Linked DNA regions of Homo sapiens: region 2 is linked to region 1. A link is an interaction called in ENCODE POLR2A ChIA-PET data of the cell type or tissue named here. Cell type or tissue: PC-3. All regions are shown on one strand.

Region 1 (4,000 bases):
GTTAGCCAGGCTGGCCTTGAACTCCTAACCTCAGGTGATCCGCCCACCTGGGCCTCTCAAAGTGTTGGGATTACAGGCATGAGCCACCATGCCCAGACTCCCAATATTCCTTCTAAGGTTGGGTGTGGTGGCTCACGCCTATAATCCCAGCACTTTGGGAGGCCCAGGCAGGCAGATCACCCGGGGTCAGGAGTTTGACACCAGTCTGGCCAACATGATGAAACCCCGTGTCTACTAAAAATACAAAAATTAGCCGGGCATGGTGGTGTGTGCCTATAGTCCCAGCTACTCGGGAGGCTGAGGCAGGAGAACTGCCTGAACCCGGGAGCGGAGGTTGCAGTGAGTCGAGATTGCGCCACTGCACTCCAGCCTGGGTGGCAGAGCAACACTCTGTCTCGGAAAAAAAAAAAAATCCTTTTAAAGCACAAACATGAGTACCCGCACCTGCTCGGTGATGTGCACTCCACCAAGCCTGCATCCAGGCTCTCGTGCCCCTGCCCAGCCAGCTCACTGACTGACCTCCATGCCCACGGTGACCCCAGTGCCCTGGGGAGGCCGTGCCCCATGCCACCTCGCCAGTGCTCCTGGGGCTGCCACTTCAGGTGTCTCCTGCACAGCCCGTGGCTGCCTGAGGCACAGTGCTGGATGGATATCCAGGAGGCCCTGCGGGTCTGGGTGGATGGGGGCATTCCAGGCAATGATGTCGATGGTATCAGCCACTGCGCTCCAGCACCTGCACTGCGCTGACTACTCTGAAAAGGACTTCACAGCCATCACCTCCACCAACTCTCACAACCACCCTCCAGGGAATGGCCTTATTTTACAGGAGAGGAAACTGAGGCACACCAAAGTAAATGCCTATGCCCCGATCCAGGGGTTGGCGGGCAGTGAAGCTGGCACTCTCAGCTTTCAGAAGTTGTATTTTCAGGGTGCAGAGCCCTTGTCCCAGCACAGGGCCTGTGTAGTGGACACTTAAGGGATGAATGAGCGAGTTCCCGCTGAGCCGGCTCCAGCACTTGCTCTGCCTGAGGGACTAGCCCTGGCCACAGTGACCCCGACTCTCACCTCAGGGAGGAGCCTGCCATTTCCAGGCCCACCCTGAAGGGACCTGTCTGGATGGTAAACTCCCTGTCCACCTTGTCCCCAGCTGCTAGTGCTTACTCAACAGACATCCCTGGATTCAGGATGGAGGGCTGTGGTCCTCAGGACCCTCCCAGCCCAGCTGTGACAGCACAGTTCGGCCAGAGGCCTGAGTTCTCCTCCAACCCAGCACCACCAGAAATCTAGGGACTTATCAGGCCTCCCACCCCGACCCAGGCACCGCTGACCTCCCCAAACATAACCATCCCACCCCTTCTGCCTGCATGACCACCACTTGACGGCAGGCCCCCCACACTCGACCGCAGGCGACCCCTGCTCGTTCCCTCTCCCCACAGCCATGCAGAGCTTGCTGAAGGGAAAATCAGAACCGCCCTCTCATCGGGTCAGCGCCTGGGACCCTCAATGACCTCCCACTCCCTACTTGCCCTGGCCAAGCTGGCCTTCTGTTTTCAGAACACACTAAGCTTGGGTCTACCCCAGCGACTTTGTCCTAATAACTCACTTTCTCATCCTCAGATCTCTTACTAAGCATTCACCTCACAGAAGGGCCTTCCCTGGCCTGCCTGGCTCAAGCAGCCCCCAGCCCCGCCTTTGTCCACCACTGTCTCCCTGTCTCCCTGAGCTGTGCGTTCTGACCTGCCGCCTGGAAGCATCTCTGTGACACAGCAATGAAGCACTGGAGGTACACACTCGTGGCCCTACAATGCTTCCTCTAGAACCTTCCCCCTAGGTTACCATGGGCACCTGAGGGCAGCACCTAGCATGGAACCTGGCCCTGGCAATAAACGCTCACAAGTATTAGCTGAAAAGCAAACCTCATTTTCACAAGGCCCCAGCTCCTCCCAGGCAGGAGGCTGCCGTACCTGTCAGGGCGTTAGACGAAGTGAAATCACTCCCACTCCGGCCCCTCCCAGCCACTCCTACGGGGTCCCTAAATCAGGAGGTGGGGGAAAGTGCAAGATCGCCCTGGGCAGGCAATGGGTGTGTATTTTCCCCTGTGTCAAGAGTGACGAAGGCACCACCACCTCACAAGGAAATACAACTGTTTCCCTTCCTTGCTCCGGGAACCTCTGTGTGCACAGTGGTAACTCCCCACCTCCCCACTTCTGCCCAGATGCTAGACCTCCTCAAGGGACCATCCCCTACTTCCCAGCCCGCTTGACAAGGAATGCGACAGGCCGACCACCAAGTGTCCATGTCACAGATGAGAAAACTCAGGCTCAGCAAAGGTGACTCACCAGCGTGCTGAGGGAAGCGGGAGGGGGAATGGATTTCCTGATCTGGGTGTACCTGGGACCAGAATAATCTCAAGGGGCAACCGCCAAATTTATCATGACTCTGCCAATTTCCGGCCTAAGGCTGTGGCGAGCAAAGCACCGAGACGTGGCAAGCACACACACACAGCCTCTTTCTCCGTGGGAGACCAAGCAGGCTGATAGGCTGCCCATGCCATGCCAGCAAAGCCAGTCCCAAGGAACCACACACTGCAGGCCTCCAACTATGTGAAGCATCCAGAACAGGCAAATCCATAGAGACAGAAAAGAGCTTACAGGCTTCCAGGAGCTGGCGGGGATTGGGCGAAGTTCCTGAAAGGAAAGGGTGATTAAAAAAAAGTTCCAAAATCAATTGTGGTGATGTTTCCACAACGTTGTGAATACACTAAGAACCACTGAATTGTACCCTTTATTTATTATTTTTTTTCTTGAGACAGAGTCTCTCTCTGTCACCCAGCCTGGAGTGCAGTGGCGCGATCTCGGCTCACCGCAACCTCCAGCTCCTGGGTTCAAGCATATCTCCTGCCTCAGCCTCCCGAGTAGTGGGGACTACAGGTGCGCACCACCATTCTTGGCTGATTTTTTTTTTTTTTTTTTTTGAGACAGAGTTTCGCTCTGTCACCCAGGCTGGAGTGCAGCGGCGCGATCTCGGCTCACTGCAATCTCCGCCTCCCGGTTTTAAGCAATTCTCCCACCTCAGCCTGAGTACCTGGGATTACAGGAGTGCGCCACCACACCCAGCTAATTTTTGTGTGTGTTTTTTTAGTAAAGACGGGGTTTCACCATATTGGCCAGGCTGGTCTCGAACTACTGACCTTGTGATCCGCCTGCCTGGGCCTCCCAAAGCACTGGGATTACAGGCATGAATCACCACGCCCGGCCTAATTTTTGCATTTTTTTAGTACAGACGGGGTTTCACCACGTTGGCCAGGCTGGTCTTGAATGCCTGACCTCAAGTGATCTGCCTGCCTCGGCCTCCCAAAGTGCTGGGCTTACAGGCGTGAGCCACTGCGCCTGGCTGTACACTCTAAATGGATGAACTGTACAGAATATCTCAATAAAAACTGTTGGGGGAAAAAAAAAAACCTGCCTCAGGCCATCGGCCATGGCAGGGACAGAGCCAGGGCCAGGCTCAGGCCTTGCACTATGTCCCAGCGTCCGCAGAGCTGATGAGATGCCGGCCAGCCTGGCAGAGCTGAAGCTGCCAAGGCTCAGCCCTGGGGCACTCACCCAGGTTACCCCTTCCCCATCCCTCACCACCAACAGCTCTAAGCTAAGTGAGCCCCTCCACAGTGGGGACGGGATAGGAGCAGCACCAAGCCAGCATCTGTAGAAAATCCATGGACCCGCACTTGCAGAGACACTTGTCTCGGCTCCACATCAAGACCAAGTAAAGAATTCTTATTATTCCGACAGAGTCTCATGTGGAAGAGGGGCCCAGAGGGGTGGAGCCACATGGCTAGCAAGAGGCTTCCAGTGTGCCCTGGTCTCTAAACAACAGGCAGAAATTCTCACACTGAGGCCCACCGTTCACTTCTAAGATACCTGATTAAAGGGCACAGGCATGGCCCTCGGCCCCCAAACCCCCTACCCCTGGTACAGACTAACCATCTGCTTCGGGGAAA
Region 2 (4,000 bases), 1.4 Mb before region 1:
GTCAGGTACAAGTTACTGAACCAGGAGGAGGGCGAGTATTACAATGTGCCGGTGGCCGATGCTGACAACTGCAGCCTCCTCCAGAAGTTTGAGGTACCCAGACCCTGGCTTCCTCAAGGGAGCCCAGCCCAGCCTCCCACGGTTCAGAGCTGGCCTTTCCTTCCACCCCTGAGTGCCCGCTGGTCCTGGGACTACAGTTCCCAGAAGACCCTAGGACTCCCTCCTCTGCTCTTCTAGGGGACTCGAGCCCCAGGGTCTGATGGGAATTATAGTTCCTATCTATCGCCATGGCTTGAGGGTACTAGGGGCCACCAGCCCCTGTTCTAGGGCGATCCCCTGCATCTCTTGGGACCCTGACTCTCTCTTTCTTTTCTCCCAGGCTTGTAACTACCCCCTGGAATTGTATGAGGTGAGTAGAACCAGGGCGTTGAATGGAGGCAGTTTTTGCCTACTTCTCTGATTTCTTATTCCTCCTCTGACTTCTGTCTTCAATTCCCCACACATGAGTTGAGCACACATTTGTGCTAGGCCTGTCTTGTGCTTGCTGAATAATCCAGGATCCAGAGATGAATCTGACCCTCAAGCAACTCTCCAAGGTAGGGACACAGTCACAGATACTTAAAATACAGGAAGATGTGCTAAATTAGAGGTAGCCCAGGGCACTGAAGAGGCCTAACGGAGGCACTAATCCAGCCTGGGGGAGGGTGGTCAGGGAGGACTTCCCTGAGGAGGTGACGCCTGAATTGATTCTTGAGGTTTTTTAAAATTTTTTAATTTATTTTTATTTTTATTTTTATTTTTATTTCTGTCGCCCAGGCTGGAGTGCAATGGCACAATCTCGCCTCACTGCAACCTCCAGCTCCCGGGTTCAAGCAATTCTCTTGCCTCAGCCTCCTGAGTAGCTGGGATTACAGGTGACCGCCACCACACCCAGCTAATTTTTTTTTTATTTTTAGTAGAGATGGGATTTCGCCATGTTGGCCAGGCTGATCTCAAACTCCCAAACTCAGGTGATCCGCCTGCCTTGGCCTCCCAAAGTGCTGGGATTACAGGCATGAGCCACTGCGCCCGACCGATTCTTGAGTTTTTTATTTTTTTTTTGAGACGGAGTCTCGCTGTGACGCCCAGGCTGGAGTGCAGTGGTGCGATCTCGGCTCACTGCAAGCTCCGCCTCCTGGGTTCACGCCATTCTCCTGCATCAGCCTCCTGAGTAGCTGGGACTACAGGCGCCCACCACCATGCCCGGCTAATTTTTTGTATTTTTAGTAGAGATGGGGTTTCACCGTGTTAGCCAGGATGGTCTCGATCTCCTGACCTGGTGATCCACCCGCCTCAGCCTCCCAAAGTGCTGGGATTACAGGCGTGAGCCACCACACCCAGCCGATTCTTGAGTTTTAAAAAATCTATCAAGCATGATCATCTTAATCTCTCCATTCATTCATTCACTCACTGAATATCCTTCTTTTTCTTTCTTTCTTTCTTTCTTTTTTTTTTTGAGACAGAATCTCCTTTTGTCACCCAGGTTGGAGTGCAGTGATGCAGTCTCAGCTCACTGCAACCTCTGCCTCCCAGATTCAAGTGATTCTCCTGCCTCAGCCTCCTGAGTAGTTGGGATTACAGGAGCGCACCACCACACCTGGCTAATTTTTGTATTTTTAGTAGAGATGGGGTTTCGACATGTTGGCCAGGCTGGTCTCGAACTCCTGACCTCAAGTGATCCACCCGCCTTGGCCTCCCAAAGCGCTGAGATTAGAGGCGTGAGCGACCACGCCCAGACGAATACCCATTTTCTAGGGTGTCATAAGCCAGGCCCTGTTCTGGGAATAGAATCAGGCCATTCCCTGGTGGAGCTCTTCTTCTAGTGGAGGACAAAGTTACAAACCCAGACATTCACAACGAGGAGCAATGCTGCTGTAATGGAGACAGCCTCAGGCACTGGGGCGTCCCTGGCACAGCCTGAGTCAGAGAAAGCTTCCTAGAGAGGTGAGACCTGGTAGAAGGGCGGGATTTCCCAAAGGAGAGACCAGATTTTCAGGCAGGAGGAAGTAATGCTCTCTCCCTCATTTACCCTTTCAAAAAATACTTTACAGAGCATCTTTGTGTGCCAGGCGTGGCTCTACTCACTGGGGATATAGAGAAAGCAGGGAAAGAACAAACAAACAAACAAAAAAGTTCCTTTCCTTATGGGATTTACACCGGGAGGAAGACATTAAACAAAATATATAAGCATATGATAGACTGGGCACGATGCCTCATGTCTGTGATCCTAGTAAGGCGGGCGGATCACCTGAGGTCAGGAGTTTGAGACCAGCCTGGCCAGCGTGGCAAAACCCCATCTCTACTAAAAAATACAAAAATCAGCTGGGCATGGTGGAGGCGCCTGTAATCCCAGCTACTCGGAAGGCTGAGGCAGGAGAATTGCTGGATTCCGGGAAGTAGAGGCTGCAGTGAGCCCAGATCGCTCCACTGCACTCCAGCCTGGATGACAGAGGGAGACTCTGTCTCAAAAAAAAAAAAAAAAAAAAAGAAGACAAGAATCTTCAAGATTCAACAACAGCAACAACATGTTATAGTCTTTACTGGACTCTTACAGAAACTTTCACCAGAGTTTTTAATGTTGTGTGTGGGGGTTCACCTGCATCAGAATTCCTAGAGTGCTTGCTTTTAAAAGCACATTCCCCAGCCTTTCTGCAGACCTACTCAGTGACGATCTCTCTGATGCCTCAAATGTCTGCCTACTAAATTAATTCCTCAGGTGATCCTTTTGCAAAGTTAAGTTTGAGAATGGGCTCTGCGGCCGGGCGCAGTGGCTCACGCCTGTCATCCCAGCACTTTGGGAGGCCAAGGCGGGTGGATCACGAGGTCAGGAGATCGAGACCATCCTGGCTAACACGGTGAATCCCCGTCTCTACTAAAAATACAAAAAAATTAGCTGGGCGTGGTGGTGGGTGCCTGTAGTCCCAGGTACTCAGGAGGCTGAGGCAGGAGAATGGCATGAACCTGGGAGGTGGAGCTTGCAATGAGCCGAGATCGTGCCACTGCACTACAGCCTGGGTGACAGAGCGAGACTCTATCTCAGAAAAAAAAAAAAAAGAGAGAATGGGCTCTGCAGGAGACAAGGGTACCAGCGGGAGGACATTCTGAGCCAAAGAGGTAGAGTCTTTTGAGATCAGCAGGGATGATCCTCCCGTACAAACCCAAGAAACCCAGCAGGGCAGATGGTGGGCAAAGGCCTAGAGGCAGGGAGTGTAGGGTGGTGTGTGTGCCTGTTGTGGCTCACAGCACTCTCCCACAGTTCAGCAGGCACCACTTAATATTACCAATGAACACCAACTCTGTGCCAAGCCTTGAGCTAGGTACGGGGCTAACAACACAGCAAACAGAAACAGCCCTGATTATTATTATTATTATTATTATTATTATTATTATTATTATTATTATGTATTTATCTATTTGAGACACAGTCTCGCTCTGTCGCCCAGGCTGGAATGCAGTGGAGCGATCTCAGCTCACTGCAACCTCTGCCTCCCGGGTTCAAGCGATTCTCCTGCCTTGGCCTCCCAAGTAGCTGGGACTACAGGCATGTGCCACCATGTCCTACTAATTTTTATATTGCTAGTAGAGATGGGGCTTCGCCATGTTGGCCAGGCTGGTCTTGAACTCCTGACCTCAGGTGATCTGCCCACCTCGGCCTCCCAAAGTGCTGGGATTACAGGCATGAGCCACCGCACCCAGCCCTCAACAAATATTTATGTAGCCTCAATGAGGTAGGCAGTGTTACTGTGTCTTAGCGAACAAAGCAGACCCCTGCCTTAGGGAGCTCACAGGCAGAAAGCAGATAGTCACACAGATAGATGTAAATTACTAAGAATAAAAGTGCCAGGAAGGTGCTGTCCATGGTGACCAAGGGGTGGTAAGAGAGGCATCTGACCCAGTTTAAAAAGTCAGGCGAGGCCTCTATGAAGTGATGCTTGAGTCAAGGTCTAAAGGGTGTTTGGGA

The links. ChIA-PET counts read pairs that join two places held together with the same protein. Peaks named below come from ENCODE experiments on the same cell type or tissue, not always from the same donor. Only the 100,000 strongest peaks of a DNase experiment are listed, where the experiment ranks them.
Region 2: POLR2A ChIA-PET joins it to region 1 with 6 read pairs; 1 of 35 experiments calls an interaction of 5 or more read pairs at or near these places.

The regions. Positions count from the first base shown.
Region 1 is chr19:55,249,443-55,253,442 of GRCh38, forward strand. The region is part of intron 1 of PPP6R1 (protein phosphatase 6 regulatory subunit 1); the gene reads right to left. Among named protein-coding and RNA genes, the nearest start is that of MIR6803, 6.2 kb to the left of the region's middle. RefSeq lists an enhancer at 2,134-2,283. In PC-3, no CTCF peak of the experiment used is centred here; a DNase peak (open chromatin) is centred at 2,389; H3K27ac peaks cover 1,710 bases.
Region 2 is chr19:53,892,983-53,896,982 of GRCh38, forward strand. It overlaps PRKCG (protein kinase C gamma), which reads left to right. Exons shown (of 18, transcript NM_002739.5): 8 at 6-93; 9 at 380-409. Among named protein-coding and RNA genes, the nearest start is that of PRKCG, 13 kb to the left of the region's middle. RefSeq lists an enhancer at 1-144. In PC-3, no CTCF peak of the experiment used is centred here; a DNase peak (open chromatin) is centred at 1,959.